Linked DNA regions of Homo sapiens: all the other regions are linked to region 1. Evidence: chromatin loops called from intact Hi-C (ENCODE). Cell type or tissue: ascending aorta. All regions are shown on one strand. Links, peaks and the distances in the headings refer to the core of each region. The heading gives the core; the rest is flanking DNA. Region 1 holds the start of CSMD2 (CUB and Sushi multiple domains 2). Region 2 overlaps CSMD2 (CUB and Sushi multiple domains 2). Region 3 overlaps CSMD2 (CUB and Sushi multiple domains 2). Region 4 overlaps CSMD2 (CUB and Sushi multiple domains 2).

The links. Peaks named below come from ENCODE experiments on the same cell type or tissue, not always from the same donor. Only the 100,000 strongest peaks of a DNase experiment are listed, where the experiment ranks them.
Region 2: it touches region 1 in a loop (11-fold over the local background); 25 of 110 quality-filtered maps call a loop at or near these places.
Region 3: a loop joins it to region 1, with 3 times the contacts of the local background. A loop is called at or near these places in 3 of 110 quality-filtered maps.
Region 4: it touches region 1 in a loop (2.9-fold over the local background); 2 of 110 quality-filtered maps call a loop at or near these places.

What each region holds. Positions count from the first base shown.
Region 1 is chr1:34,158,966-34,166,595 of GRCh38, reverse strand. CSMD2 (CUB and Sushi multiple domains 2) reads left to right here and starts at 1,366. Exons shown (of 71, transcript NM_001281956.2): 1 at 1,366-1,685. The coding sequence starts at 1,499. RefSeq lists enhancers at 2,856-2,915, 3,336-3,465. In ascending aorta, for the core only: a CTCF peak has its summit at 3,248; DNase peaks (open chromatin) are centred at 1,335, 2,589 and 3,335; H3K4me3 peaks cover 2,823 bases; H3K27ac peaks cover 1,367 bases; H3K27me3 peaks cover 894 bases.
Region 2 is chr1:33,732,016-33,739,645 of GRCh38, reverse strand. It overlaps CSMD2 (CUB and Sushi multiple domains 2), which reads left to right. Exons shown (of 71, transcript NM_001281956.2): 15 at 312-506. Among named protein-coding and RNA genes, the nearest start is that of HMGB4, 130 kb to the left of the region's middle. In ascending aorta, for the core only: a CTCF peak has its summit at 3,837 (motif pointing left); no DNase peak of the experiment used is centred there; H3K27me3 peaks cover 298 bases.
Region 3 is chr1:33,900,219-33,907,848 of GRCh38, reverse strand. The region is part of intron 5 of CSMD2 (CUB and Sushi multiple domains 2); the gene reads left to right. Among named protein-coding and RNA genes, the nearest start is that of CSMD2-AS1, 35 kb to the right of the region's middle. In ascending aorta, for the core only: no CTCF peak of the experiment used is centred there; a DNase peak (open chromatin) is centred at 4,814; H3K4me3 peaks cover 304 bases; H3K27ac peaks cover 2,322 bases.
Region 4 is chr1:33,757,641-33,765,270 of GRCh38, reverse strand. All of the region lies in intron 13 of CSMD2 (CUB and Sushi multiple domains 2), which reads left to right. Among named protein-coding and RNA genes, the nearest start is that of HMGB4, 100 kb to the left of the region's middle. In ascending aorta, for the core only: no CTCF peak of the experiment used is centred there; a DNase peak (open chromatin) is centred at 3,010; H3K27ac peaks cover 4,708 bases.

The DNA.
Region 1 (7,630 bases), core at 1,053-6,052:
CACACCCTTCCCCGGAAATTCTCAGGCCCCACCGCCCGCCGGCCACTGCCCCCTTGGCCACACAGATGCCAACGCTCCGTTTTGGCCAAATCAGGCTGCCCTAAGCCCGGAGCACAGCTTCTCTGGGGTGTGTCGGCAAAGGGGGCGGGGGTGCCCATCGCAGGTGCCTTTCCACTGCACGCGCCAGCAGAAGCCTCCTCTCTGGACCTTGCCCCTCCCAGTTTCCTCCAGCCTCCCCCCATGAAGCGTCTCTTCCCTCTCGCCGAGAGTTTGGCGTAGACAGCGAAGGAGCCATCGTGACTGGCGGAGAAGCCTGGAGTAGACGAGACAGAGACGGCGACCGAGTCGGGTGGGGGATGGGGTGGGGACCGACACTAAGCCCTTGGGGCCTAGAGGCAGCCGCTACTGGGGAGAGGTGGGGAGCAGCTCACGTCCTTGGGAAGAACTCTCTTGGTTTGGGGCCTTGGCTGGGAGGAGGAAGGGGAGAAGAAGAAGTAGGATCCGATTATTTAAATTTGGGGATAAATTGTACTAGTAACTCTTGCACCGTCCTTCCACCAACCTCACTCCCCACCCCCAACTCGCGTGCACACAGGGACCGCCTCTGCCACCCTGAGATTTTTGTCTTAGGGTAGGAGTGGGACCGCACTGGGTCAAATGAACCGGTTCCCCCCCCTCCCCACCCCACACACAACCCCCCTCCACCGCCCTCCAATTCTTAACCCTGCCTCTGTCTACGCACACACGCCCCTCTCCTGGGATGGGGTAGGAGGCTATTGTGAATGAGGCTCATAAGCATCGCCCCCGGCCCTAGATGGCAAGTTCAAAGCCACCACCCAAGATCAGCTGGTAAGAGCCAAGACTTGGGGAACGCGTCCTTCTTTGGTTACCTTTTCCCAGACAGGATTCCAATTTCCAAACGTGGAAGAGGTGTGCGTGTATGTGCCTGTGTGTGTGAGTGCGTGTGTCTCTGTCACTGTGTGTGTGTGTGTGTGTTTGTGTGTGTGTGTGTGGAGAGGGGGGTGTATTAATGGGTGATGTTATAAATGAAAACAGGAGGACTGAACTTAAAAGAAACTGGTCAATTGCAAAACAGACACGGATAAACAACCCTTTAGATGTAATTTGTGGTTTATCTGGAGGTGGAGGTGGCGCTGAAGAGGAACCCCCGCCCCCCAATATTTTATCCTTAGCTGCGCCTCCACCCCCAGCATTTGGAGCGGCGGAGAAGCGGCTCCGGAGTGATTAATCCGGGGATAATTCACCCCCTCCCGCCCCCCGGCGCGAACCCCGCGAAGCGGGATTGGAGCGAGTCATTTCCGAGAGCGCAGCGCGCCTCTCCCCGGCCGGGCGGACACTTGGTTCATTCCAGCCGCAGAAGCTCAGGGCTCCCGCGTACCGGGATTTTTTCCGAGCAGAAAAAAGCTCCAGAGCTCTCCTGACCTCCTTTCTCCTCGGCGGCGAGCGGAGCCTCTCCCTCGGCGCTGCCGGCCGCGCCATGCCGCGCTCGCGGGGACGGGAGCTGGGGCGCTGCGGCTGCCCCGCGGGGAGGGCTCGCGGCGAAACCGGGATTTCGGCGCTTGTGCCGGGCGCCGGGAGCCGCTGGGGCCGCCCGCCGCCGCCAACGCCGCCGCCTCTGCTGCTGTTGCTGGGCTGTGGGTTGCTCAGCGTCTCGGCCGCCGCGGGTGAGTCCAGCCGCGCCGAGGAGCCAGCGGCCGCCGCGCGCCCCACCCGAGCCCCGAGCCCACCCATCCTCGACCCGGTCCCAGTCCCTCCCCCCGCCTCTATCCCTGCCTGAATCTCCCACCCTCCCAGTTGCCTACTCTCATTCTCATCCCTGCCTCCGTCTCCCACCCCACCCTCAGCCACGTCCTCACCTCCACCCTCACCCTCACTGCTGCCCCAACCCCAGCCGCAACTTGGACGGATGCGGCCGGTGTGGGGGCCTGGGAGACAGACATCCCCGCCCGGGGTTGCGGGGCACCTGGTCTGTGGCTTCAGTTTCTCCAGCCTCCCAGCCCCCACGGTGCTAGGCTTTTTCCCGATAAACTTTCCGGGAGCCCTACTCCCCCGGCTCCTGATTCTGCCAGGCACGCTGGTCCTGGGGGCTGGAGAGGAACCGTGCGCCCCCTCCCCATTTCTGCGTCTGCAAGGTCTGCCCTTCCCTGCCCCCGCCCATTTTCTCCAATTGAAACCGGTGCCCCCTCTGGAACCGACTGCAGACTGCGGCCGCCATCCCCCTCCTCAAATGCTACCCCTCCCTCGGCGCTCGGAGCTAGGAGGGGGTTCAGGTGGACGCGTGCCCACGGTGGGGGTCCCGCGCATTCCTTGCAGGAGGGTGCAGGTGGGGGCTGGAGGGTGTTGAGGGATGGGAAGGAGGGGGTGGGGGTTGTAGCCCGAGGCGGGGGAGGGAGTGCCGCCGCCAGGCTTCGCGCTGCCACATTCCCCTCGGTGCTCACTCCGCGCCAAAGTGCCCTTTCCCGCGCCCTGCTGCAGCCGAGCGCCTCGGCTGCGGCAGCGGCAGCGGCGGCGCGGGCGGCGGGACCAGCTCCCGACGACCGAGTCCGGGAAGGGGCAGATCTAGCGGGTGCGGAGAGTCCCGGAACTTCGCGGGTGTCTGGCTGCAGCTTGCAGCGCGCGGGGGAGGTACGCGAACCTTCGAGGGAACCCGGTCCCCTGTGGAGGCTACTGGCCGCGACTGGTGCCCTCCCGCTTTACCCACAGCACCCCTCCGAAGCTCAGTTCTAGCTACAAGCTAGAAAGTTCCGTGTGCCCGGGTGGAGACGGGTCCAAACCGGGATGCCTGGAACCGCATTTTCATTTAGCCCGCGAGGCTGACACCCACTGGGGGAGAAACCGAAACACCTGCTGGCCAGGCCTAGACCTAGGGCACCTTCGACCTGGAGCCGTGTTTTCTTTTTTGTTTTTGTTTTTGTTTTGTTTTGTTTTGTTTTGAAACCACCGATTGAACCTCTGAAGGCTTGGCCTGGACCACCCCAGTTCCCCTTCTTGGGAAAGTGCGCCTCTCCTCTGGCAGGTCAGTGAGTGGCGAGCTCTCTGGCCCACTCTGGCCTTCAGCGTCTTGTGAGTCTGTCCTCGCAGACCGTGTCGCCCACCGCTTAACCGCGGCATGTTGGGGTTCTTGGTCAGGGAGGGCGCCCCGAGCCAGCTCTGGCTCTCTCATTCCTAGCTGACGGGACTTTCTTAGGTTCTGCTAAGAGTCATAGCCACCGACACCCAGAGAGGGGCGCCCGCGGTGCGCGCGCCTGGGAGCTCTGGCCTCTCGCACACCCACACCCACTGGGAGGCTGTGCATACCGACGCTGCTGGTCACCCAGACTTGCCACATGGGCGGTGGGGGAATCGCTGCTACCTCCCGCCAGGCCTCCCGGACGTACGTTGAGGCGAGGCCGGTCTCTGGCTTAGCTGATTGGAGAATGTCTCGGCATCGGACTGAATTGTTTTTCTGGCTAGATTTGTCCCTGCCCCTTGGGCATATCCTGCCCCTAGGGGAGAGAAAAAGGCCGACTCACCGGCGCTTGCACCGCTCAGCGGTGCTGGAATCCTGCCCTATAGAGATCCATTTGCTCGCAGCTCCTTGCTCAGTAGAGAAGTTGCGGGGAGGGGGCCTTGTGTTCATGGCTTGGGGTAGTTCCTCTCCGGCAGGCCCTGCTCTGGCTTGCAAGCTTCCAGTACATTTCTTTTCTTTTCTTCTCTTTCTTTTTAAATTTTTTTTAAGACGGAGTTTTGCTCTTCTCGCCCAGGCTGGAGTGCAATGGCGCGGTCTCAGCTCACTGCAACCTCCGCCTCCTGGGTTCAAGCGATTCTCCTGCCTCAGTCTTCCGAGTAGCTGGGATTACAGGCGACCGTCACCACGCCCGGTTAATTTTTGTATTTTTAGGAGAGATGGGGTTTCACCATGTTGGCCAGGCTGGTCTCGAGCTCCTGACTTCAGGTGATCCGCCTGCCTCTGCCTCCCAAAGTGCTGGGCTTACAGATGTGAGCCACCGCGCCCAGCCCAGTACATTTCTTTTTAAGCCTTTCCCGCCTTTAGATGGGCTGTTTGGCCTTGCAGGCAGCAGAGATTTGGAAATGGACTTGGTGACAGAAGATCGGCAGGATTTGGTACATTAGAAGGGGAAACACATTCATTTTGTGTTCAGTTCACACTGTTGAATTTAAAAGATGCTCAGGACTGAACCGTCTCCCTTCCTCGGCTCAGTGATCACTGGATAAATGAATAAAATAGTTTGAAAAAGGGGAGTCTCCTCACCCACCCATACCTTCTCCCCTCAACCCCTTTAGTCCTTGTCCTGCCTTGCACTCCCCCTCCCCCTCCCCACCCCAGCCTCCCTGGAGACTTCCCACCAATTACCTGCTGTCCCTATCAATCATCCTCCCTTTTTTTTTTTTTTTTTTTTGAGAGGGAGTTTCACTCTTTTGTTGTCCAGGCTGGAGTGCAATGGCGCAATCTCGGCTTGCTGCAACCTCTGCCTCCCGGGTTCAAGTGATTCTCCTGCCTCAGCCTCCTGAGTAGCTGTGATTACAGGCGCATGCCACCATGCCCAGCTAATTTTGTATTTTTAATAGAGAAGGGGGGTTTCTCCATGTTGGTCAGGCTGGTCTCGAACTCCTGACCTCATGATCTGCCCACCTTGCCCTCCCAAAGTGCTGGGATTACAGGCGTGATCCACCGCACCTGGCCACCCTCCCTTCTTAAAACACATTTCCCTTTGACCTGTGAACAGGCTCATCTTTACCACAAAACAAGCCAAGAAGCCTTCTTGGCCCTATTGACCTATCTAAGCCACTGCCCCATCTCTTTTTGTCTTTTAGTCACTTCTCTTCAAAGGGGTCTTCATGTCAGTTTTCTCTACTACCCGTCACTCCTTACTTCAACCTCTGTCTCCAGGATGACACTGGAACACTCTAGAAGAGAGCACCAATGACCACCTCAATTGCCAAATACATTGTACTTTATCTTTATTTTCTTTTATCTCTCTGTGGCTGTGGCCACTTTGGATGAATTTCTCTTCCTTGGGCTTCTGGGACACTATGTTTTACTGATTTTTCTCCTATCTCTTGCGTGTTCCTTCTCAGTCTCTAATACTAACACTTATTCCCCTCCCTGAAGTATAGTGTCCTGCAGCATTTAATTCTTTGTACTTTTTCCCATTCCTTTTCACCACTCTCTGGGTGAGCTCATCCTTGCCCAACCCTTTCACTACCACACTCTGAAGCTTCCAGACAGATCTCTTCTGCCAAGACATCTCTCCTGAAATTCATCTATTGGCTTCCTGGTCCATGGGAATTCTGGGTCTAGGTAACCCATGTATCCAGCTGATCCTTGGACATCTTCACTTAGATATTTCCCTTCCAGAGCAATCTTATTAGCTTCTTTCTTAAGCCTCCCGTATTTCCTTTGTGAGCTGGTGGTTCCTGTAGCCTCCCAGTTATGGAGCCCAGAAACCTTTGGATTATCCTCAACTCCTTCCTTATCATATGGTCATCAAATTCTGTCAGTTTCATATCCTCAATTATTCTCGAACCTAGCTACTTTCCTTGAGGAGCTCTGAGCATTGAAAAAGCTATCATGCCTTCCACTCCCTTACTAACTAATTTTTAAAAAGCAATATTAAACTATAAGTAGATAGTTTAAGTAGATGGAATTCTGACAAAGTTCTGATTTTTCCCGTGCCAATTACATCATGGCTTTAAAAAAATCAAATGCCAAATTAAAAAAATTTCCCCTGCTTTGTATGTTGTCTGAGTGCTTGCTTTTAGTCAGCCTCTTGTAGACTAGAGCACTGACTGTACTCAATGTTCTACTGTAGTACAAACTGAATTGTATTAAAAAGCATTTATTTGTCTGCCTTATATATTAAAATGTGAGCTTACTGAAGGCAGGGATGGTGCTTTATTTCTCTTGGTATCCCCATATCCAGCTCAGGTTCTGGCATAGAATTGGTGCTTGATGTATGGCTGTTTGATCAGATGATTTTTACAGTTTTCTTTTTCTTGGAGAGTTTTCCAAGGACTGATAAGACTAAATCGGGGGTCAAGGAAGCCAGCTGGTTTGCAGAGGTAATAAGATGACAAAGACATCTGGTCCCCTGTTCCTTTCCCCACAACTAAGTATCACCGTTTGGTTACAGTTCCCTAGGTTCTAGAACCAATGCAACAATAAGCCCTTGGCATACCACTCTCCTCCAACCCTGAGCCAAGGAAAGGCGTTTCACTACTCAGTCACCAGTGTGTGTATGAATTTGAATTTCCATTTGCAATCAAGCTGAGGGTTTATGGTTTTTAAAAAATGAGCTGACTGCAGCGGAGAGTGCCCACCATATCTAGGGCTGGTGAGTGTGTGGCTTTGTTGAAGGTGAGATTAGAATCATGCACCAGGGACTGGAGGACCAAATTGCAGGGTCTTGGACACTGCCTGGTTTGGGTTTCTCCGGCAGAGCCCAGCAGGCAGCTTCAGCAGCACCCCCTTCACCCTCATTCATGTGCCTGACCTGCCTGTTTCACCCTCATCATCACGCCAGCAGGATTAAGGGAACCTGATTGCTCCGCAGAGCCTTGCTGGAGACCCAGCTGATCTTCAGGCCTCTCTAGGGCTCAGTCTCCCTGCTGTAAAAAGGACAAGTAATTCCTGAGTTTTTGGAAGGATTAGAAACCAGAGATGCAACGAGTCCAGTGCCATACCTCATCGAATGTGCCTATTAAATAGAAGCTGGGGCCAAAGGAATCAGCCAGGAAGTCTATGTGCCCTCACCATGTCCTTCCCCACCTACCATGCTCAGAGAGCTGTTCTGGACACCCAGGGGAGTTATAATAACAGCTCATATTCACTGAGTACTCACCGGCACTGTCTTAAGCACTTGGATGTATTAACTCAATCCTCTCAGCAACCCAGTGAAGCCTGCAGTATTATTATTCCCATTTCATAGATGAAGAAACAGGTTCAGAGAGGACACATAACTTATCCACGCACTAAGTAAATAGCCGAGCCACAGTTTGGATGCAGGCCTGGCTGACGCCATATCTTTTACTCATAACCTTGTTGCCATTCAACTTCTTGGGGACCCAGCTGGTACCACGTCCCTGGAAGCGTCTGCCCAGGCTGCCTTCTTTGGCCTTGCTCTTCCCACTGGGCTGTCCTCATCAGTTATACTGTGCTGCTTTTGAGGCCTGAATCCCACACTTCTAATCCTCAAGCAGCTATTGTCCATTCCTTTCCACCACAAGCTCCTGGGTGGGGGGGGGGCAGGCTGTAAAGTCATTCTTGGTTTCTAGCCCCAAACACCCATCTAGATGGAACTCTACTGTGGGTTCTTACAACTCCTCACATTTCCTTTGTTGTCAGAGTCATCAGGACATATTGGAATTTCTTGCTTAGTGAGGTGGTTATCTGTCTCATTTCCCTAAAGGACTGTGAACTGAGGCAGGGCAGTGTAGAGCACATAGTGGACACTCAGTAAGTGTGCTGATGAGACAGTCAGAGCTGATGAGACAATCAGAGGCAGGTTGTTTGGAGCCCAGGGCTCCCTTTCCTTTAGACCACCCTGTTGGGCATTCCCAAGGGCAGCTGGGGGCTGGGAAGACTGGAAACGGGTTAAGGGGCATCTTC
Region 2 (7,630 bases), core at 1,724-6,723, 430 kb after region 1:
CAAGAGCTACTTCATAGAATCATTATGTGGTGTAAATGAGCTAACAGCAGAAACACTTAGCTTATTGCCTGATCTATAAATGTCCATTAGAATGCAGTGGGATTAGGTGCTCGGGAAGGCAGGAAATCAAGTTTAATGAGCACCTGCTTAATGCCGAGGTCCTAGAATGCCTAGCTCTCCCGCCAACATGGCAAGTTCTTGGGGAGGTGGTGGAGTTCTAGGGTTTCCCATCCCAAGGAAGCTAATTTTCTTTAGGGATTCTTCTCTACTCCAGCAATGTCTGATCATGTCCTTGAACTCCATCTACACAGCCTTCCGACACAACGAGTGCCCGGATCCTGGCGTTCCAGTAAATGGCAAACGGTTTGGGGACAGCCTCCAGCTGGGCAGCTCCATCTCCTTCCTCTGTGATGAAGGCTTCCTTGGGACTCAGGGCTCAGAGACCATCACCTGCGTCCTGAAGGAGGGCAGCGTGGTCTGGAACAGCGCTGTGCTGCGGTGTGAAGGTACGAGCCTGCAGGCTGGGAGCAGTGGCCATTGTCAGCCAGAGAGGCTGGGGAGGGGGAGCAAGCAGCCCAGGCCATGGTGGTTCCTTTCTGCGTTGGTCCTTCCTCTTCTCCCAGAACGAAGGGCCACTCTCTCACCCTCATGCTGGAATAGCAGGGGCTTCATAAGGCCACTGTGCGTAGGAATTTAAATTATAACCAGAGATTAAAGTAGAGAAACGGCTCTGGATTGTCAGGCATCAAAAGCACCTCTTCTTTCAAATGAGAACTCTCTTCGGTATCACAGCCATTAAGATCCCTGTTTCCAGCTCCTGCCCAGGGGAGCTCCGGCAGCCCAAAGTAGCATTGGCAGCGCTGCGAGTTTTCGGGTCTTTCAAGCTGCCTGTCACTCTTTCCTTCTCCACATGTTTATTTTCCCCAATTCCCTGGGATGTCTCCCAGTCTCGGCCTTTGTGCCCTGTTAAATGCTGACTTTATATCCTTGTGGTCAGTCTCCAGGAGACTCAGGGCCAACCAGCCAGAAGAAACACAGCTTGCAGCAGGCACACGGCTGATGATGGCAGTTCTTCAGTCCTGCCTCGCCACACAAGACAGTTTTTGACTCAATTTTCAAGACCAGCCATCTGTTCCACCAAACTACAGACATTTAAAATACAGATAAAGCTTCTTGAGGCAGGAGTCAGGTTAAATTTGTGTACCAAGCATGGTGTACCAAGCATTTGTGCACCAGGCAAATTTGTGTACCAAGCATTGTGTACCAACCGTGGTACCTGGCACGGAATAGGTGCTTAATAAATATTTGTGAATAATGGATGAATAGTGAGTATCCCAAGGGCCCCTTGGGGAAACTGACAGTATCCAAGGAGACGAAGGCTGTGATTCTCTCCTTTTAGGAGGCAGAAACCTTCTTCTCACATTTCATGTGATAGAAAGAGGATAGAGACTTAAGAGACCTCTTGACTTAACCCAATTCCTAAACTCAAATCTGGGCATAGTGGCCATGAACAGGAAGGACAGGAGAATGAAGAAGGGAGCATGCCTGAGAGAGAGTATTACCCAGAGCTTACAAATGGCTCGATGGGAGACAAGGGACCACTGAGAACACTGGAGGTGGCAAGCAGTCCAGGTGGGCATTTGAGTGAGAGGGGCCCAAGCTGGGATCCTGGCAATTCACTTTTCCCCTTGAGCCTTTGTATTTTCCAGCTGGAAAAAAAAGGAGGGATAATGATAATTATCAGATGTGTATGGAGTAGGCAGTCCTGGTATAAAGTAAGTCCTCATAAGCTGCGCCTTCACTGTCACGTAAACTCCATGAGGTTAGGGAATCTTCCTTGGCCTCATATTCCCACAGCTGGTGTGTTGTTTGATACTTGGTAGATGCTCAATCAATACTGGTTGATGAGTCACCGAATAAATGAATGAATGAATGGCCTTTTAACTAGGCTAGAGCCTCCCTAATGAGACGCATATCAATGAAAGGCCTCCAGAGCCCCGACTCTCACCAGACTGCCTGCTGTCTCCACCCTGCAACTTATCATCCAAGCCACCCTGGGGAAGTAACTTGACCTCTCTGTGCCTCAGTTGCCCCACTGTAAAATGCAGGTTGATAATGGGAACCCGCTTGAAGAGTTGTCTTGAGCATGCACAGTTCTTGGAGCAGTGCCTGGTGAGAGGTAACACTCAATAAGTGTTGGCCATTAGCGTTAACTTGATTTTAACTATTTCTTCATTGGACCAACCAGATCAATATTTGCTCCACTTTGGGGGATCAAGTGGTGCGTTTCCATCCTTCCAGGAACTTGCCCCAACCGTGACATGAATAGACATTTTTTTCTGACTTCCAAACTTCCCGCAGTGTGGTCTGTACAACCTCATCTGCCATTCTTCCTCAGTGCAATCAGCACTTTTGGAAAGAACAGAAGCTTTGGAGTTAGAGAAACAACACGAAACTCAGTCTCCATGCTTCCCAGCTGTAGAATTAATGGGCTTAGGTTAAGTAACTAGACCTAGACCTCAGGTCCCTCACTGGCAACAGGGGAATAAGTATGCATATCTGATGGAGTTATTTGCTGGTGAAACAGGTCACCGTACAAAGCATCCATGCAGAACCCAGTCTGGAGGGTTGTGAATCGGTGGTCTTTCACCTTCCTACAGACCAGCCCCCTCATTTTCCCTTGCACTCATTGACCACTTCTAATTTCTTTAGTTTTCGTTGTGTTGGTTCATATCTCTGAGATCTTCCCTGCTGTCTCTAGCTCACCTGATCTCTTCCTTCTCCTAATTTCTATTATTTTTCATGGGCCACCACCACTGGACCACTTTCTTGGATACTGGTTCTTACCATTATTACATTTACCAGTTCCACAGGCCTTGGTCCTGTCTGCCCAACAAGACTGTGAGTGGTCTCAGGGCAGAAGGCCAGATTCCCATTGCCCCTGAGCCTGCAGGGGCTTAGTCCCAAATTAGTTGACTGCTCTGAGGAACCCTCAGGAATTAGTAACTGCACAATCCTCCTCTCCACCTGCCACCCTCCTGAATCAAGTGCTCTTAGACTTTAGCTCTGCGATGCATTGAAACCTTCAAGGCCATGTATGAACACATGAGATAATTTGACCTTTGTTAATGGATCTTCAAGTGGCTCACTATTTTTTTTTTTTCTTTGAGACGGAGTCTTGCTGTCGCCCAGGCTGGAGTGCAGTGGCGTGATCTTGGCTCACTGCAAGCTCCACCTCCCAGGTTCACGCCATTCTCCTGCCTCAGCCTCCCAAGTAGCTGGGACTACAGGCGCCCACCACCACACCCAGCTAATTTTTTGTATTTTCAGTAGAGACAGGGTTTCACCGTGTTAGCCAGGATGGTCTTGATCTCCTGACCTCGTGATCCACCCACCTCAGCCTCCCGCGGCTCACTATTTCATAAGCAAGGTCTTCATTTTAAAGTTAAAAAGGTCTTTTTCATTCTGTCCCTGGAGGGGGAAATGCTGTAGGGTTGGGGCAGTAGGCACTAGAAGTAAGGGACAGTCTATTGGAGACCCTGACCCCAGGGAGAGCCCGCTCGGTTTTCTCAGAGCGATGGGCATTTGATGCCAGCCTGGTTTTCAGGGATCTGGGAAGTTGCATGCCAGGCAGAGTGTGAGAGCCTGATGCCACTTAGGGTGGCTGAATCCCAGCCTTAAAACCTTAGACAGAGCTGGCTAAAGAAGCCCCTGGGAACCTGTCCCTTCTTGGCTCCTCTCCCTCCTTTTGTCTGAGCCTTGGTAGAGCTCTGCTTTGCAATCAGCATCTTTGTCTTTTCCGTTTTTTTTCTAGTTTTGTTTTTGATTAAGTGTCCCCACCTTGTGGACAATTAAATGCAGAAGCTAATGGTCTTTTAGAAAATCTTTTAATATATGCTAAGAGCCACTTAGCTTTTGAGAGGCTATAATAGGACAAGAGAGACGATGGCTTCTCCTAAATTTAGAAAGAAGGATGATTATCTGGAGGATCTAAAGCAGGGGTCGGCAAACTTTTTCTTAAAGGGCCAGAGAGGAAGTATTTTCGACTGTGTGGGCTATAACTCTGCTGTCCTAATGCAACAGCAGCCTTAGACAATACGGAAGTGAATGGGCTAGATTGACCAAGTCTGTGATCTTGAGTTCACAGGACACAGGAGTCCCTTAGGTGTAAAATCAGAAATTTCCCAAGAAAGACTTCCGGGTAGTGAAGGCAGCTACACCGGCGTACCTGCCTGACTTTCTCTCCCCTACACTTACCTCTTCCTTGTCTCTTTAAAGGAAAAATAATCATACCCCACTAGGATAAGTGTCTTACAGTGTCACCTCATTTCAACCTTGCACCAGTCCTAGGAAATAGATGTCGTTATTGTCCCTGCTAGGACACAGACAGGTTAAGTCACCTGCGTAGGATCTTCCCAGCTTGTAAATGATGGAGCCAGAATTCAAATCCAGACTCTTGGCTACCCTGTTACTGTATTTTTCTTGAATTATATCACTGAAGAGAATATAGTTTCCAACACCTCTATGAAAGACTTAAAAGCATCTCCAAATAGAACGAAAAGCAGGATTTCTACTTTCGACATCCCCGTAGAAAATTAAAAGGAAATACATTGCCTAATGCATAAGACAAAGAAGACAGGACATCACATGGAGACATCGGAAATTGACAGCATGAAACAAAATGACAGCAGAAGACAAACATATCAGTTATGATAATAAAAGTAATTAAACTCCCTATTAAAAGACAAAGAGCTGAGCTTTAAGAATATTCTGCTTACAAGAAATACACACAAAAAAAGATAAATTATCTACAGTGAGTGTGTATTTTCTTTTTTCTTTTTCTTTTTTCTTTTTTTTTTTTGAGATGGAATCTTGCTCTGTCATCCAGGCTGGAGTGCAGTGGTGTGATCTCAGCTCACTGCAGCCTCTGCCTCCCAAGTTCAAGCGATTCTCCTGCCTCAGCCTCCCGAGTAGCTGGGACTACAGGTGTATGCAACCATGCCTGGCTAATTTTTGTATTCTTAGTAGAGACGGGGTTTCACTATGTTGGCCAGACTGGTCTCAAACTCCTGACCTCATGATCTTCCAGCCTCGGCCTCCCAAAATGCGGGGATTACAGGCTTGAGCCACCACACCTGGCCCCTGTATTTTCATTTTTTAAATTTTAAAGAAATACTCGGAGGGTTGCTTGAGCCTGGGAATTAGAGGCTGCAGTGAGCTATGATTGTACTACTGCTCTCCAGCCTGGGCGACAGAGCTAGACTCTGTCAAATAAACAAATAAAGGAATACTTGGTGGTTGTAAAAATTTCAAATGATGCACAAGTGCAATACAGCTCAAAGTGGAAATGCTCATTTCCCAGTCCCACTCCCCAGAGGAAAATGGTTTAACAGTTTGGTATAAACACATCCACATTTATTCTCTATCTACACCAAATGTGTTACTTTTAAAATCAGGAAAAAAGCAAGTACTGTAATAAAGAAAGAAGGTCAGTTCTCCTCATGACCACAAAGAAATCTAAGTGGTGGTGGTAGCTCATTTTGGCATTAAGGAAGAACTATAAGGGTAGTTACTGCATTTCTAGCAATCTCTCATTTAATCTTCTTGCCACTCTTGCAAGAAAGATGTAATTGTGCTTTATCCATGAGAATCCGCAAAAACAGTGAGGTGAGTTGACGTTCCCAAAATCACCCAGCTGGTAATCATTGAGCACATACTATGTGCTAAATACCAGGCCAATTGCTTTACATCTGTATTAGTCCATTCTCACATTGCTATGAAGAAATGCCCAAGACTGGGTAATTTATAAAGGAAAGGTTTAATTGACTCACAGTTTCACATTGCTGGGGAGGCCTCAGGAAACTTACACTCATGGTGAAAGGCAAAAGAGAAGCAGGCACCTTCTTCACAGGGCGTCAGGACAGAGTGAGTGCAAGCAAGGGAAATGCCAGATGCAAACCATCAAATCTCCTGCGACTCACTATCATGACAGCAGCATGGGGGAAACTGCCCCCATGATCCGATTACCTCCACCTGGTCCTGCCCTTGACACGCAGGGATTATGGGGATTATAACTCGAGGTGAGATTTGGGTGGGGACACAGAGCCCAACCATATCAACATCCACTGCCCCATTGACTCTTCATGAGGAGGTATTGTTATCCTCACTTCACAGATGAAGAAACTGAAGCTCAAAATGGTTATGTAACTTGCTTAAGACCATAGCTAAGTGAATGAGAGAGTCAAGGTTCAAATCCAGATATTCTGATTCCAGAATCATCACTTTTAACCTCCAAGTGAGGTCTGAGTCCCAAGTTCATTCTGCTTATATTCTACCACAAAACAGTGGAAGACAGGTGGTAAGGGGCACAGGTGGGTAGTGGGGAGGCAGAGCTAGAGAGTAGGAGGCAACACTTCCAGCCGCAGGGCTGAGTAACTCCAGAGGCACTCTGGTCAGAGGAAAGGACTTCCACTACTTCTGGTCACTCACACTGGACAGCTAGTCAACAAAACCCCTTAGCAGCAGCCTACATCCCGTTACAGAAGCAGTGGTTGAGGTGGGCATTCCCACGTCCACCCAGAGTGGTTAAAAATGCAGGCTCTGGAGCTGGACTGCCCAGGTTTAAATCCTGACCCTGCGACTTCCTAGTGTGTGTTCCTGGCCAGTCGCCTAAGCTCTTTGTACCTCAAGTATGTTCCCTCAGCTATGAAATGAGGTTAATGTCTGTGCCCGCCTTATAGGTGGCTGTGAAGACTAACACACAGGGGAAGCAAAAGCATACATGAAGGTCAGAGCCTGGCATGTTGTAGAGCTCAGTGCTCAATGAGTATTTGTTCTCTGTATTCTATTCTGTCACCATTCCCTATTCCTCTTTGCCTTGCACAACTTTAGCATCAGGGTCAGGAGAAGTGGCTCATCCCTCACAGGGGACAGCAACCCCTCATCAGAAGCTCAGTGTATCAGTCAGCCTGGGCTGCCGTAACACAGTGCCACAGACTTGGTGCCTTAAACAACATAAATTTATTTTCTCACAGGTCTGAAAGCTGGAAGTTCAAGATCAAGGTACTGGCAGGGCTGGTTTCTCCTGAAGCATCTCTCCTTGGCTTGCAGATGCCCACTTCCTCTCTGTGTTCTCACGTGGCCTGTTTTCCTGTGCACATGCACCCCTGGTGTCTTCCTCTTATAATGAGGACACCAGTCCTACTGGACTAGGGCTCTATCCTCATGACCTCATTTAACCTTATTTACCTCCTGAAAGGCTCTCTCTCCAAATGCAGTCACATTGGTGGCTAGGGTTTCAACCTCTACATTTTGGGAGGACACAATTCCATCCATAACACCCAGTATCCCTGCCTATCAACCAGTATTTCATTCCTTCAACAAATATTGAACATCTAGTGAGTACCAGGTGCTGGGACAGTCACAGGGTCCCTCTTTTGTCTTATTGCTGAGCTCTTCTCCCTGTTCAAGAGAGGATCCTTCCTTCTTTTTCCTTCTTTTCTTTGTGTGTGTGTGTGTGTGCATGTGCACGCACACAGACATGTGTGTGCTTCCCTGTTTTTGCCTTCACCTTGTTTAAATGAAAAATTTCAAACATATACCAAAACAGAGAGAATAGTATAATGAACCC
Region 3 (7,630 bases), core at 1,699-6,698, 260 kb after region 1:
CAGTCTGTACTTCTTTTCATCCTAGTTTCTCTTTATCCAGTGGCTGATGGGTGACATCCACAGACTCACCAGAGAGGCAGGATTCACACAAAAAACTAGCAATGACAGTCCGATGAAATGGCAAAATCACCATTTCACATATGGTGAAACTCAACAGTTCAAATTCACATATGGTGGATCTCAACAGTTTGGGTCATTTGGGGAGGGAGAAGGCAGAGTTTCTTTGAACAAAATGAGGTGGCTTCATGGACGAGGTAGATCTCTAGCATCCCTGGGAATTTCTCACCCAAGCTTCTTGAAGAGTGGTCTACACTGGCTACCCTCAAGTCTTCTCTCCCCATTCATTCCTTACCTACTTCACTCCCACTCTTCAACCCTCCAGCCTCCTCCTGAAATCACTCACATTAAGATGATGATCAAAGGGCCGGGTGTGGTGGCTCTCACCTGTAATCCCAGCACCTTGGGAGGCCGAGGTGGGCGGATCACGAGGTCAGGAGATCGAGACCATCCTGGCTAACAGGGTGAAACCCCGTCTCTACTAAAAATACAAAAAAAAAAAAAAATTAGCTGGGCGTGGTGGCAGACGCCTGTGGTCCCAGCTACTCGGGAGGCTGAGGCAGGAGAATGGCGCAAAGCCAGGAGGCAGAGTTTGCAGTGAGCCGAGTTCACGCCACTGCACTCCAGCCTGGGCGACAGAGCCAGACTCCGTCTCAAAAAAAAAAAAAAAAAAAAAGATAATCATCAAATAACCAACCCCACCCCTACCCCATTCCAAAGACTACCACTTCCAATTACCAATGCCAGAAGGCGTTTTTCAGGTCTCACCTTCTGGACATTTCTGCATTACTTTACACTGTCAGTCATTTTCTCCTCTGGGGGCTCTGCTTTCTGCTTGCCTCCATGCCACTCTTTCTGATTCTTCTTGGATCTCTCTGGCCATTCCTTCCGTGTCTCCTTTGATGTCCATTCCTTCTTGCTGTACTGCTCTGCTCACTCCACACATCTCCCAGGGTAGTCTTACCTGCTCTCAAGATTTCAGGTACTACCTATTTCCTCCCAAATATGGCTCCCTAGCCCAGCCTACCCACTGAGCCAGTCAAACTGTAGAGCCAGCTACCTGATGGACATCTCCACTTTGATGGACCACCAATATCTCCAACTTAACTTGTCTCAATTTTGCTCATAATTGACCCATAAAATCATCAGTCTGTGTCCTTTCCTAGTTTATGGTACCATTCCCCACCTAGTTATCCAGAAATCTGGGAATATCCCTATTTAATCCCTCTCTCTCACCAGCCACATTCAATTAATTGCTAAGTTCTCCCAATATACTGTACCTTTCCATCCTTTCTACCACTGCCTGAATTCAGCCCATCATCTTTTCTTCTTTGAGGGATGTAATAGCCTCCTTACTGATCTCCCAGCATCTTGGCACTGTCCAATTCATCCTCCTCACTGCTACGAGAATGGCTTAATTAAAATGCAGATCTGACATGCTAAGCCCCAGGCAAAAGCTTTCAATCATCTTCTGTTGTCTACAGATTAAAATTCAATCCCTTGATAGGGCACACAAGGCCCATCTGGATCTAACCCTTGCCTAAGTAACCACCCCAGGCTCACATCTTGCCACTTCCTTTTTTAAATTTTATTAACCCTAAAACTCAGTGGTATAACACCACAAAGATTTCCTTCTTGCTCATGTTACAGATTTGTGATGGACCAGTGGGAGTGGCTCTGATCCACATCATCACACATGTGGGTACCCAGGCTCGAGGGGGTTGCACCATATTCTAACCACACCATCTGAAATATGTGGCCTTCTTTAATACCATGACAGGGAAAATGAGTGGAGAATCCAGCATGGCTTTCCACCACTCTAGCTCAGATATGCTATACATAATTTCCAACTCATATTTCATTGGCCACAAACAGTCACACAGTCCAGCTTTGCTGCAAGGGAGCCAGGAAACGGGGATGAGCAGATGAGATGCTTGGTGAGCCGAGTTCTCTGCCACACCTCATGCTTCTGTAGACAAGATGCCGTGGTTCCTGTCAAAGGCCAGCCCTCTCCTGTACTCCAGAGCTCATCTTCCTCCAAAATTTCCCTACTATATGTATCTCCTTTTCCTTGCATTCCACAATTGTTCTCTCTATTGAGCACTTCTAACACCATAAAGGCATGTTCCAATATCTGCCACCTAAAATCAAAATAAAAACAGCACCCATCAAACCCCTATTACTCCATCCCACTCAGCTACCACGGAATGGCTCAGCCACTGCCAATTGCTGAGACAGTTCTTTCTCAGTTTCTGCCCTGCTTTGTCACTAAAACTGACCTTGCTAAAATTGACAGCAACCTCCAGGTTGCCCATTCCAGTGTCGTTTCTCCATCTTCATCTGACTCAGCCTCTTGGCAACACATGACACTGATCACCAGTCCTTCTTGAACTATTTCCTTCTCTTGGCTCCTATGAAACCATGTAGCTGGTTACCCTATGGCCATTCCTTCTTAGTCTGTTTTGCTGTTTCTTCCAACGTCCACTCTCTGTCCAGCCTTTATGCTTGGACTACCCAGAGGGTCCTGGGACTCTCCTCTCTTTTATTCTCTTTCCCAGCTAGCCCCAACAAATCACACATGGGCTTTCAATATCATCTAGATGCCAGTGGCTCTTGATTTAAATTTTCAGTCCTCAAGGGTCTTCTGGGCTTCATGCATATTAACAGGAATCTTAAAATGAACATATCGCTGGGCACAGTGGCATGTGCCTCTAGTTTCAGCTACTTAGGAGACTGAGGTGGGAGGACTGCTTGAGCTCAGGAGTTCAAGACCAGCTTGAGCAACATAGGGAGACCCTGTCTCTTAAAAAAAAAAACGGAAAAATATATATAACATAAAACCTATCGGCTGGACACGGTGGCTCATGCCTGTAATCCCAGCACTTTGGGAGGCCGAGGCGGGCAGATGATGAGGTCAGGAGATTGAGACCATCCTGGCTAACACGGTGAAACCCCATGTCTATTAAAAATACAAAATATTAGCTGGGTATGGTGGTGGGCGACTGTAGTCCTAGCTACTCAGGAGAATGGCATGAACCCAGGAGGTGGAGCTTGCAGTGAGATCGTGCCACTGCACTCCAGCCTGGGCGGCAGAGCAAGACTCCATCTCAAAAAACAAAACAAAACAAAACAAACAAAAAAACCTATCATTCCATTTTTAGGTGTACAACTTAGTAGCATTAAGCACATTGGCTATTTAGTGGTGGATAACACCACTATCTATCTCTAGTACCTTTTTTGCCTTCCCAAATGGAACTCCATGCCCATTAAAGAAGAATACCCAGAATAGTCAGATTCATAGGCAGAAAATGGAACAGTAGCGACAAGGAGATGGGCCGTCATTTCTTTTTAAGGCTGAATAATATTCCCTTGTATGTCTAAACCACATTTTGTTTATCCATTGATCTGTTGATGGACATTTGGGTTGTTTCCATCCAGTTTGGACTTCTCATCCCCTCCCCACTCATAATCTGTTCTCTTAGCCTTCTCCACGACCTCCCACATCTGTTTTCCTAAGAGGAAGCTGCTTCTGCCCATTTGGTTCCGCCAGCACCTTTGGGCTGCTCGGGGGCCTTGTCTCCCTGCTTCTACCCCTCTGTAATCCATTCTGCAGATGGCACCTAGAGTGACTTGGGTTTATTAATCAAATCATGTCTCCCCTGTTTAAAGCCTCCCAATGGCTTACTATCACATTTAGAATAAAATCCTACAAGACCCTACATTGTCCAGCCACTGCCTACCTGTCTGACTTCCCTCCTATCCCTCACTCACACCCATTCTCTGTGCTCTTCATCCTGTCCCTAGGGTGGGCTAAGCAGGTTCCCTGCTCGGGCTTCTGCACTAGCTGTTCCCAGGGCTTAGGATCCTCCTCCTTCACAGTCTTCAAATCTTCCTTCCAAGTTAAAAAAACAAAAAACAAAAACCACTGTTTTTTTGAAATATAGAGTTCAATGTAAATTTCCTATCTTTAGAAAAGACTTTCCCGTCCATGCAGCCTAAAGTAACCCTTGCTGTCTATCAGAGGATCTTGTTTTATTTTAAACATTCATCAATACCTGATATTTTCTTGCTTACTTACGTATTTCTTTTTCTTCTGTGCCCTTCCCCTCCCCTGCCATTGCCAGCAGAACCGTGACAAGCCCCTAATGTGCATCTTGGCACTTAGTAGGTATCCAAGGTTGGTTTGTTTGGAGGAGAGATCTGCTTCTGCCTTGCCAGTTACAATGTCCTGTGGCTAATTGCAAAGGTTAACATGGAGCCTCTCCACCAAGTATTTTAAGTAATAACCTTCCTGGGGGACATTTGCAAATTAGCACTGACTCTTGCTGATTACTCATCCTAAACTCAGTCTGATTAATAATTAATCAGCAAACTGCTTGGCCAGAGCGGGCTGATCAGTGCTAGAAAGGATCTTAAATTATGCAAGTCACTTGGCCAGTCTTTAAAAAAAAAAAAAAGCTCAGCAGTCGACAACAGAACTGGAGAGGTTTGATTGCAATGTGAGATCTCTCTCAGTTGTTTGTTTTTTCCTTTTTGGCTTTTTTTTCTTTTGACTAAGAAATCAATTAGGCTCAAACTTGCAACCTCAGAGAGAGACTGTGTAGCACAGAAATAGAAATGTGTTAAATATCACTTTCTTTTTGTTTCTTTCCTTCCAGAGAGTTTTGGTCTGTGAGGCAGAGGTTAAAATTAGCCAATTTGCTAAGCAAATGCCTGTCTGGCACTTGATGTCAATTTCTGCAGCCACGTCAGTTTCAGCTATTCACTCACTTCCTCTGAGCTGCAGTGCCCTGTGTCTGGCAGGAAGGAGGTGAGAGATTTGATGGGTACTGTCTGCTTGCCCACCCTGGGGTTGGGGTGAAATCAATTTGCCAGCAACCTGTCCCACCAGGAGTCCATATAGTGCTCTATGTCTCTGGCCTACAAAACCCAGAGAGACAGGAGGAAAGGCAATCAGAGGGTGATGAACAGGCTTCCCACTCTCAGGAGTGAACTTGGGGACCGCCAGGGACCCCTCTTAAGCCTTATCTGTAGCCTCCAGCCTCCAGAGCCAGTCCTGCATGTGGCTTTATCTTTCTTCTCTAGATACCTCTTCTGGTCACTGGAGATATGGCTGAGGGGGATACTTAGCGAAAGCTGAGGGGTTTGTGGACATTAATCTCCGGGCCAGAAAAAAAGGTGCAGGGATAAAGGGTTTAGTGCAGTCCATGCAACTCGGATCCTGATTAGAACCAGCAGGGTGACAAGGTGATTCCCCAGACCAAATAAGTCAGCATGCCCAGGGAGGGACCCAGGCATCGGTGATTTTTACAGCTCACTGTGGATTCGTGTGCACCAAAGAGGAGAAACATGATGTGATAGAGCATGAGAGGCTTTTGGGAAAGAGATTATGAAGGACATCAAAGAGTGAAGTAGAAAATGGGCTTTTCAGGAGTTGATTGTCTTTCTGGAAATAGAGGGACATCTCTCTATGTTGTGTCAGGCAGGGTAAGGGAAGAAGAGGCAGCCAGATGGGGCGGTTTCCAGGAGCCCTGCAGTTTCTGATCCATCTCAGTTACACCCCCAACTTTTAAAAAAAATACCCTGTGTTTCCTTTAAAAAATGCCCTCTAGGACTTATCCTGTGTTTCTCAAACTGGGTTGCACTGACCAACTCCCTGCTTCAGAAGACTTGCTTGAATGCTCTTTGGAAGAATGCAGATTCCTGAGCCCCACCTCTGTAAAATCATGGATTCCTGAGAATAGAACTCAACTAATTCAGTATTTTTAACCATTTTCCTGGGTGTTCTGAAATAGATTTAAGTTTAAGAGTTACCCTGGGCCTAAATAGAATACTTTCCAGAGTGATAATATAAAGGAAGTAGATTCTGCCCATTATGAAATGATTTGTCTTTTTATGAATTGATTCATTATTGAATTTCTCCCCAGTTATGTTTGACGTATAGGTTTGGTTATGGCTTATGCGTGAGTTTGGGCAAGCACATCTATTCCATAAAATGAAGCACATTGACTCCTAGTAAACTTTATTTATTTATTTCACAAATATTTTTCCTTGCCTACTCTGTGCCAGTTTCTGTGATAAGCTTTGTGATTACAATGCTGAACTAGGAAGTCTCAACCTTTCAAGGAGCTGCTAAAGTTTAGCCTTGAAGTCTAGTCTCACCTCCTTGTCTACCTGGTATAAGCCTGTGCAAGGGTCTCCCTCCTGAAACCTTTAGATGCATTGGGACCTGTGCCCTCCCTCAGCCCCACCCACACTGGGCAACCCCAGGCTCCTACGACGCACTGGCACAAGCCAAACTTTTCTAGAATACAGAGTCCTCCTCCCAACATGAACTCTTTCAGAGCATGGACTTGGCCCATCATCTCTGAATCCTCAGGGCTCAGTAGAGTCCTGGCACAGACAGGTGTAAAGATTTTCTGACAATTTGTTGAATAAATATAGCCTCTGAGATCTTAGAGTCTCAGCACCTTCTCACAGCCAACCGCATCTCACCAGCATCAAAGGGAAAAGCATATGGCACTTGGCTCACCTCGCCTGGTGTCAGAGCCCTTTGGCAACAGGACCAATGTCAAGATAAATAAACAGGCAAATATTCATTGTTTGCCTCTATGATTGAATTGAGGCCATCACATGTGTGGAATGCCATCTTGCCCCATTGGGTCTTCACCCCCAAGTTTGAGTTAGGTATTGGCATACCCATCTTGCAGATAAAGAAACTGAGCCTCAGAGACTTAGCTTCCTCCTCACCTACACGTGGTTCTCCCCAGCTGGGTTTTCCCATTTTGTTCCCTCTGCAGATCCTAGGCCAGCCACTCCAGGATCATTTCTCACCCTTAAAGTAGGCTTTGATGCAATCTGTCCTCTTTGAGTCTCTATCTGCCTTCCTCCTGCCTTAATATACCTTCAACAGTATAATCACTTTGAGAGCTACCATGTTTCAGGCACTGTACTAAGGTTTTTATATGCATGGTCTCATTTAATGTTTACAAAACTCTTTTTTTTTTTTTTGAGATGGAGTTTTGCCCTTGTTGCCCAGGCTGGAGTGCAATGGCATGATCTCAGCTCACTGCAACCTCTGCCTCCCGGGTTCAAGCAATTCTCCTCACCTTAGCCTCCCCAGTAGCTGGGATTACAAGTGCCTGCCACCACACCTGGCTAATTTATTTGTATTTTTAGTAGAGACAAGGTTTCACCATGTTGGCCAGGCTGGTCTTGAACTCCTAACCTCAGGTGATCCACCTACCATGGCCTCCCAAAGTGTTGGGATTACAGGCGTGAGCCATTGCGCCCAGCCACAAAACTCTTGTAAAATAATAATATTATCATAAAGAGATTAAGAAACCTGATGTAATATAGCTAGTAAGTGTCCGAGCCAGAAATTGGATCCCCATCATCTGGACTCTAAATCCTGATCTACCCCTCTTTCTCTTCTGCTCCTCTGGGATCTAATTCATTTTCTTTCCTGACACCAAGGAGGGCACCATGGAGCATAGATAGCATTTGGACTCAATGTTGGGTTCAAATACCAATTCTGCTACCAACTAATCGTGTGACCTCAGTTAACTTTCTG
Region 4 (7,630 bases), core at 1,036-6,035, 400 kb after region 1:
CTTTCAGAATATTCATTGTTATTCTCATCTGTTTGTTGTTCAAGATTAATTTTAGAATCATTTTGTCAGAGTAAAAAAAACATCCTATTGGGATTTTTGTATGTGCACTCCTGTTAAAATATAAATTAACTTGAAGAAAATAGGCATTTTTATAATACACAGCCCTCATATCCAGACACATGTTTTTGTTCGCCTACTTCCGTCTTTCTAAATATAACAGCTCCATGGTTTTCTTCATATAGGTCACATGCATTGCTTCGCATACATTGCTTGTCACCTTTATTCTTAAATAGGCAGGTACTTTTTTCATTTCTCCTCCCACCCTGACCTCAATGCCACATGCACAGGTGAAGCATGCTCTATTTTCCCTCCCCTCTATGGCTGAAACCTAGTGTTCCCTGTAAACATACAATCCCAGATTTTCCAGGACAAATGCAATTTCAAACATCATTTCCCTTGGCCCAGAAAATATGATCACAATAGCTAGAGTCCTTGGAAATTGCCTTTTTCAAATGATCAGAGCCAGAGTTGGGATCAGCAAAGATTTAAATGCATCAGCCTCAGCATGAGGGATAATATTCCTGGGAACTGTTTGTGATTAGGCCAGGGACCGTGATCGGTGTGAGCTTCCTCTGCTTAATGTAACATTCCCCTCATTTCTCTAGACTTCTTTCAAGGTTTCATTGACCTACAGATAGCCCCAGAAAATAAACAGGGAACTTAGGAAGTCCCAGGTCTCCCTCCCTCTGTTATCCAGTCCTCAAGAACCTGAACACTGAAGACCTGTGGTTTCCCTTTGCTAGTGGCAGGCAGAGCAGGGGGTGCCCGCTCTGCAGAATTCTCCCAGTGATCTGAAGGGGACGTCGCCTTGAGTGGAAAGTCAGGGGTGGTAGCAGGATGGGGGAGGGTCTGTATCTGCTACTGTACTGGAGAATGGGCACTAGTCATAGCTATGAAGCGTCCCAGGGCCATGGGGCAGCCTGGGAAGTGTATGCCAGAGTTGAGGGAGTCCAGGGCTGAAAGAGCTGACCCTGGATGAAGGAATGGGTCACAAAGGAGGCTGCTGGTGTTGCCTCTCAGAATGTACAAGGAGGTGGAGTCAATTCTTGTCCTACCAGGCCAGTATGGGTCATATCATTGCCTGTTACCTTTGTTTTCAAATAGGCAGATACTTTATGGGGGAAGGAAGATTCTGGATTGACTCATGTCCTCACCCAAGGGAATAGGGTGTATCCCGGCAAAGTATATCCTTGACCCATCCAAAGGCTTCAGTCTCCAAAAAGAGACTTCAGTCTCACAGCAGAGACTAGAGAGGAAACCATGAACCAGAATAGAAGCCCAGTCCTTGGACTGGGGCATACATATTGAAGAAGGGTTAGCAGGAGAGGGAGATCCTAAAACTGAGTGGGCCTATATGTATGCTGGGCTTCTCACAAGCCCACCAGTTACTGGCTCTGTGCAGCCACACACATCTCACCCCAACAGTTTGTAGGACTAGAACTTCCCAAAGTACCATCATGCTTAGCTGGGCTTGGCTTAGAATCTGGCTGTAAGAACCAAGCCCGTGGGATCCAGCTCTTCAGTGTACCTGGCCAGGGTGAAATCAGGCAGACTGAAGGGATGGCTCACGAAGGAGGCTCCCAGCATTTCCTATCAGGATGTCCAAGGAATTAGTCAACACTTTCCCTGCCAGGCCAGTGTGAGTCACATACATCACTTGTTTCCTTTATGCCTAAACAGTCAGGTACTTTATAGGAGAAGGAAGTGTCTTTGGTGGCCCTGCGTGGTCTAAAGTAGACCCAAACCCAGCTAACCATTAGAATCACTCATAGGCCTTTTAAAATACAAAATTCTTGGCCTTGTCCCCCAAAATTCCAATTCAGTAGGTCCAAAATGGGGCCTAGGAATTGTAGTTCTAAAAAACTCCTAGATGATCTAGACATTAGGTCATATTTCTGAACAACTAGTATGGAACACATACTGTATGCCAGTTGCTTGGGGAAAGTTTTGTGTCAGTTCTGTGAGGTTTGGTCCCTTGAATTTGTCTCTTGAATTCCTTTCTTGAATTCCTCTGGGCTAATGGGAAGGCTTGAGCTCTTGGATTACATCATGCCAAGAGACTTTTTTCCTAGCTAATACTTGTGTCATGCCAAGATACATGGGGTTGTGATACATGTGGTGATACGTTGTGTTCATATGCTGTTGCTATTAAGTTGGCCAGGCTGAGCTGCCATAACTCAGTTATTAGGATGATTGTAGTCTCCCAGGGTCCGTGGGATGTTGACCTCCATGTTGGTATCCCATCAAGGAGTGAGATGCATGGTCCAGTACTCCCACATTACAACTTGATGTTTTTCATTTAATTTAAATGCAGCAAAATGTGGAAGGGAGTGGGTACTATGTACTGGCCATTACACTCAGCACCGGGCAAGTGATGAAGATGATTCAAACATGGTTCTTGCCCTCCAAGAGCTCATAGTCTAGTGAGTAAGATAAGCATGTGCTTTTATTTTAAAGCAGTCTCTGAATTATTGCACATAGATGTGGTCACAAAGTGCTACCAGAATGTAGAGGAAGAAAAATTCATTCCAACTGGCAGATTTTCAGAAGTCTTCTTGGAAGATTGTAGCACAGGCAAAAATTTCAGTCCAATCCAACCCAGGAATCTGTCCAAAACCAAACTGTGAACACAGTTTAATCCAAGGCCCAGTTCAAAGGCCTTATTCCAGCTAAGAGTCCTGGTCCAAGGTATATTAGGACCACAGCTACCTGCGTGGAAGAGGAACTGGGAAAACTGGTCAAGCTTTAGGAGTCTAATCCTGGGCTGTGACCTCTACTTATAGGGGAATGAGGTATCTCTGTCATTCTCATTTCAGCTTTCACCTTTGGGATCAAGCCAACAGGCTCTGTTTTCTCTGTAAAATATCCAAAGTTGTGTGTATGCATTCTCCACTGTGCTCTGCCATGCCTGACTCAGAGAGCTGTGGAGGCCAACAGAGTTTCCCCAGCCAGGGTCTGTTTTCACAGCTGCTGGCTCAAAAGCTGGAGCTTGAAGTTCTATCAATACCCCAACCCTGTTCTTTGAGCCTCTTGGTGAATTTGTCATCTTACTTGAACATATGTGCATTACTATCAGCCCTCAGTGATGTGGGTGTCCTCAGACTCTGTGGTCCTCGGGGAAGGCACTACATACCTTTTCTAGGGCTTGGCTTTCTAAGAGGGCCTTGGGTTACCCCCTCTTGTGTTGATTGGCCCTTCCTCTAGGCCTTATGTACAAGAGCAATCTTTTGGGTGACTCAGGGGAGGTGGGTTCAGAGAAAAGGCTCCTGGCCCTAGGCTACCTGATCAACTCTCATCTTGCTCTGGGACTTAGATCAGACTCCCCCATGGTCTTGCAGGGAGCTCCCCCAGGCTACCTGTAAACTCCCTTGGATTATCGTGTTTCCCCTGGAAGAAAATCCAAATGTACTTCCTTGTGTCATGGAGAACAATCAGCATGTATTGTTTTCCAGTCTTCAGTGGGTGGTGGTCTGAGGCATGAATGGACCATGGCAGTTCTAGACTCCTTGAGTGAGGATGCTCTGACGAACAGGCTTAGAATGCATGATGGAGCTCTCTAACAGAGCTCAGGGGCTCAAGTGAAGAGGACAGGCCCTGAGTGCCTCAAAGACCCAGGGACCTGGGCCTACAGTCCTGAGAACATCCCCTGAGTTGTTGAAGATGTGATCCACACCCTTCCTTGAATTCCTCTGGGCTAATGGGAAGGCTTGAGCTCTTGGATTACATCATGCCAAGATACTTTTTTCCTAGCTAATACCTGTGTCTGGCTGACCAGATTAATAAGAGCAGCTGAAGCTAACCTTAGCTGGGCATAGAGACCATCTGGGATCTGCCCATGTAGGAAGAATAGGACGCTACGAGTATCACTCATAGGATCCTGGGGGCTGGGTGCAGGCAGCTGTGGGATCTCACAGGAGAGAAGCACTTTTGAGTAGCCTTTGCTTGGGACATGGAAAGACTGGGTCATCAGGACTTCCATCTGTTCCCCAACATGTCACAGTTCCTCAGAATCTCACAGTGAGACTCAAGACTGACAGAATATCCAACACTCAAGTGAAGGGCTGTTCAGTACCAGGTACCCCCATGCAGCTGACAGTGCCTCTCCTTTCTAAGGTTATCTGCCCACAGATCTGCTCACAGAAGGTGCCTCACCAGGTCACAGTTGGCAGTCGAGCAGTCAGTCATTCCTGCAAATGGGGAGTTTTGTCAGAATCTTCTGGACTTGGAGTTACCTGTTCATTCCTTGAGGAGAGGAGGGACTGAGGATCAAAGAGCAAACCTTTTGGCCTGGGGTCTTGCTGGATTGAGGGTGTGGTAAGGGAGAAGTGGGGAGACACCACTTTTGCTGCCTTAGTAGGCTGATTAAGACTAGGAGATACACCAAGCAGAAGCATGCGTGGAGACAGCCATCAGCAGCAGAGTGGGGATGTCCCTCTTGTTTCAAATTCAGCCAAAATTGAATGTATACCTTCCCTGAGCCCAGCACAGTGCTGTGTTCCATGCCTTCACAAACTTCATTGCGTTGAGTCTTCACAACAAAGCTGTAATTTAGAAGTTATTAATCCCATTTTTATATATGAGGGGAAAGACTCAATGATGTAAAGTACCTGCCCTCTTCCTTCCTCCCAAATGCGTACAGCTAATAAGTGAAAAATACATGCAAACCCCCAATTTTTAGAAGGATTCATATTTGCTCCAACTTTGGCATGGTGGCTTGGTCTGGCTACGTATATTTTCCAAAGAACTTATGGTCTGTTTTCAAGGTAAAAGCTGAGCCCCAAGAGTGTGGACTCAGCTACTTCCCAGTAGCATAGGGCAGGAGGCCTTTTTTGTGCTTTGTTCCATAAGGTATCAGAATCTTTCCTGTGAGCTGGGGATATGAGTTCCTCAGCCAGCCACTGAGGAATGCATGAAAATCCCAGTGCAGAGCCTGGCCTTGGGAAAGACCTCTAAACATCTCAATGAAGAGGGCCTAAAGGCCGGGGTAAGCACCTGGAATGGTTTGGTGGGGACAATGCATTATTCCAGAGGTGTGGCAAGAATCAGTCATGGCCACAGGGTAATTCCAGGCAGTGGGTAATTTCCAAAGGTTATGCTGATGAACAGTCATGTAATTTATACCAAGAACCTAGCCAACCTCTATGGGATACAGGTAACAGGGTCCAGCCATAGAGGGCAAGAACTTAGCAATCATCAGACCCCTACCAATGAGCTTCAGTTTAGGATTCCAGTTCCAGAGGGGATTGAGTTGTGAATGAGGAACTTGAAGCAAAAGCTAGTTTCATGAATAGCTGCTACCATGAGTAGGGTGACAATATATCCCTATTTGCTTGGGACAATCCCAGTTTACATCTTTTGTTCTAGGTAATTATCCATAGTGCCATCTTTCATTCTCAAAACCAGTTTGGGCAATATGTTACGTGGGTACCCTAACATGCCAAAGACCTCATGCCAAGAAAGGAATTGGGCCTCAGTGATTGATTTGAATGCCATGCCAAGAGGGATCTGAGTCAGAGGTCTATGAGGCTATATATAGTGGTTTATCTTTTTTTTCTTACTTGTCACTGACTTGAAACTCAAGCTCTGGGCTGGGCACAGTCGCTCATGCCTGTAATCCCAGCACTTTGGGAGGCCAAGGCAGGCAGATCACGAGGTCAGGAGATCGAGACCATCCTGGCTAACACCGTGAAACCCCATCTCTACTAAAAATACAAAAAATTAGCCGGGCATGGTGGCGGGCGCCTGTAGTCCCAGGTACTCAGGAGGCTGAGGCAGGAGAATGGCGTGAACCCGGGAGGCAGAGCTTGCAGTGAGCAGAGATTGCGCCACTGCACTCTAGCCTGGGTGACAGAGAGAAACTCTGTCTCAAAAAAAAAAAAAAAAAAAGAAAAAAAAAGAAAAGAAACTCAAGCTCTGTATGATTAACCCCTTCCTACCTCTCTCCCCCTCATCCCATGCCGCTCTTCCATCAAAACTCTTGCCTACCTCAATGCCTTTCCACTTACAGTTCACCATGTTGGAGTGTCCCTCACAAGACTGGCTCCATCTCATCATTCCTTAACTGTCACATTCCCAGAGAGACCATCTCTAACCACCTTATCCAGAAGAGCGATGTCACTTTTTATTTCCTTCATACCCTTTTTTATAAGTGTATTAGTCAACTTTTGCTGTGGCATCAACAGCCCGAAACTCTCAATGACTTGAAACAATAAATATTTATTTATTACTCATATCTCAAGAGGGTTGTAAGTCAGCTGCAGCTCTGCAGGGCTCTCCTGGGCTCCACATAACATCTCGTTCTGGGACACAGGCTGAAGGACCACGTTGTGCCTAGAGCATGTTGTTCTCATGCCAGAAGGCAGAAGCTTCAGGGAACAGAGCCAAACTACTCAAGTACATTTATAGCCTCTGCTTGGAAATGCCTACGTCATGTCCACTCACAATTCCGTGGGCTAAAGTAAATTGCAAGACTAAGCCCAAAGTCAATGGGGATAGGGAAGAGAGCACCACCTCAAGAGATGTATAGCAAGGGCAAGGAGAGAACAAATGATTGTGAACAATTAGTATGATCTACCATAATAAGTGATGCTTATTTTATTTGTTGATTATCTGGCACCCTCACTAAACTATAAACTCCCTGAGGGCAGACCTGTATATGTCTAGTTCATTGTTGTACCAATCATACAGCAAATTCTTTGTAGTATTTTCCTATTTTTGTTACAATTATTATTAGTAGTGTTATATTGCTGCTATTATATAAACAAAGCCAACACAGCTGGAGTGAGAGAGCATTTGGTTTGGAAGATGCTTGGCCACCCAGGGTCTACTGGCAGCAGGATTTTATTCCACAGCCCTCAAGCTAGTGTAGTTATAGCCAAGAGTGGCTGAGGCCCTGAGTGCAATGAGCCTGTCATACAGACTCTATCACTGCAGCTAGGAAGGGTAAGTGGGGGAGGAGCGAACATTCTAGAAAAAGAAAATCACTGGGGCAAAAATACAAACATGGATTAGCCTTGCACATTTGGAGAGCTGCAAGTAGTTTAATCTGACTGGAGTGTAGGGTGCAATAGGGGAGGGTGGGGAGAGTGGAAAAATAAAAAAGATTGGCAAGGGCCTTAGGTCACTGAGAGTCTTTTGTGCCCCTACGAGGAGTCTAGACTTTATCTTCTGTGCAGCAGGGAGTCTTTAAGAAGTCCCAAGCACGGATGTAACAGCAAAAGAATTTGTGAGTTTCAAAATTGACCCTGGAGCCGATATGGAGGATGGATTCAAAATGAGTGAAATTTAAAATAGGACACCAGGTAGACTCTGGCAGTAGAAAGAGGGCCTCCACTTAATAGGGATGTGATGAGGATGTGACAAGTACAAGAGATACTGAAGAGATAGAATCAACAGAAGTTAGTTACTGATTGAATATGAGAGCGAGGGAGAAGGAGTTGACATATTTTGCTTAGGCAACTGGGTGTTGTCATTCATGGAGATAAGGAATGAAGGAGGCTTAGGAAAATAGATAAAGAGTTCAATTTTGGACATGCATTTGAGGTGCCGGTGGGATCTCCAGGAGGGATGT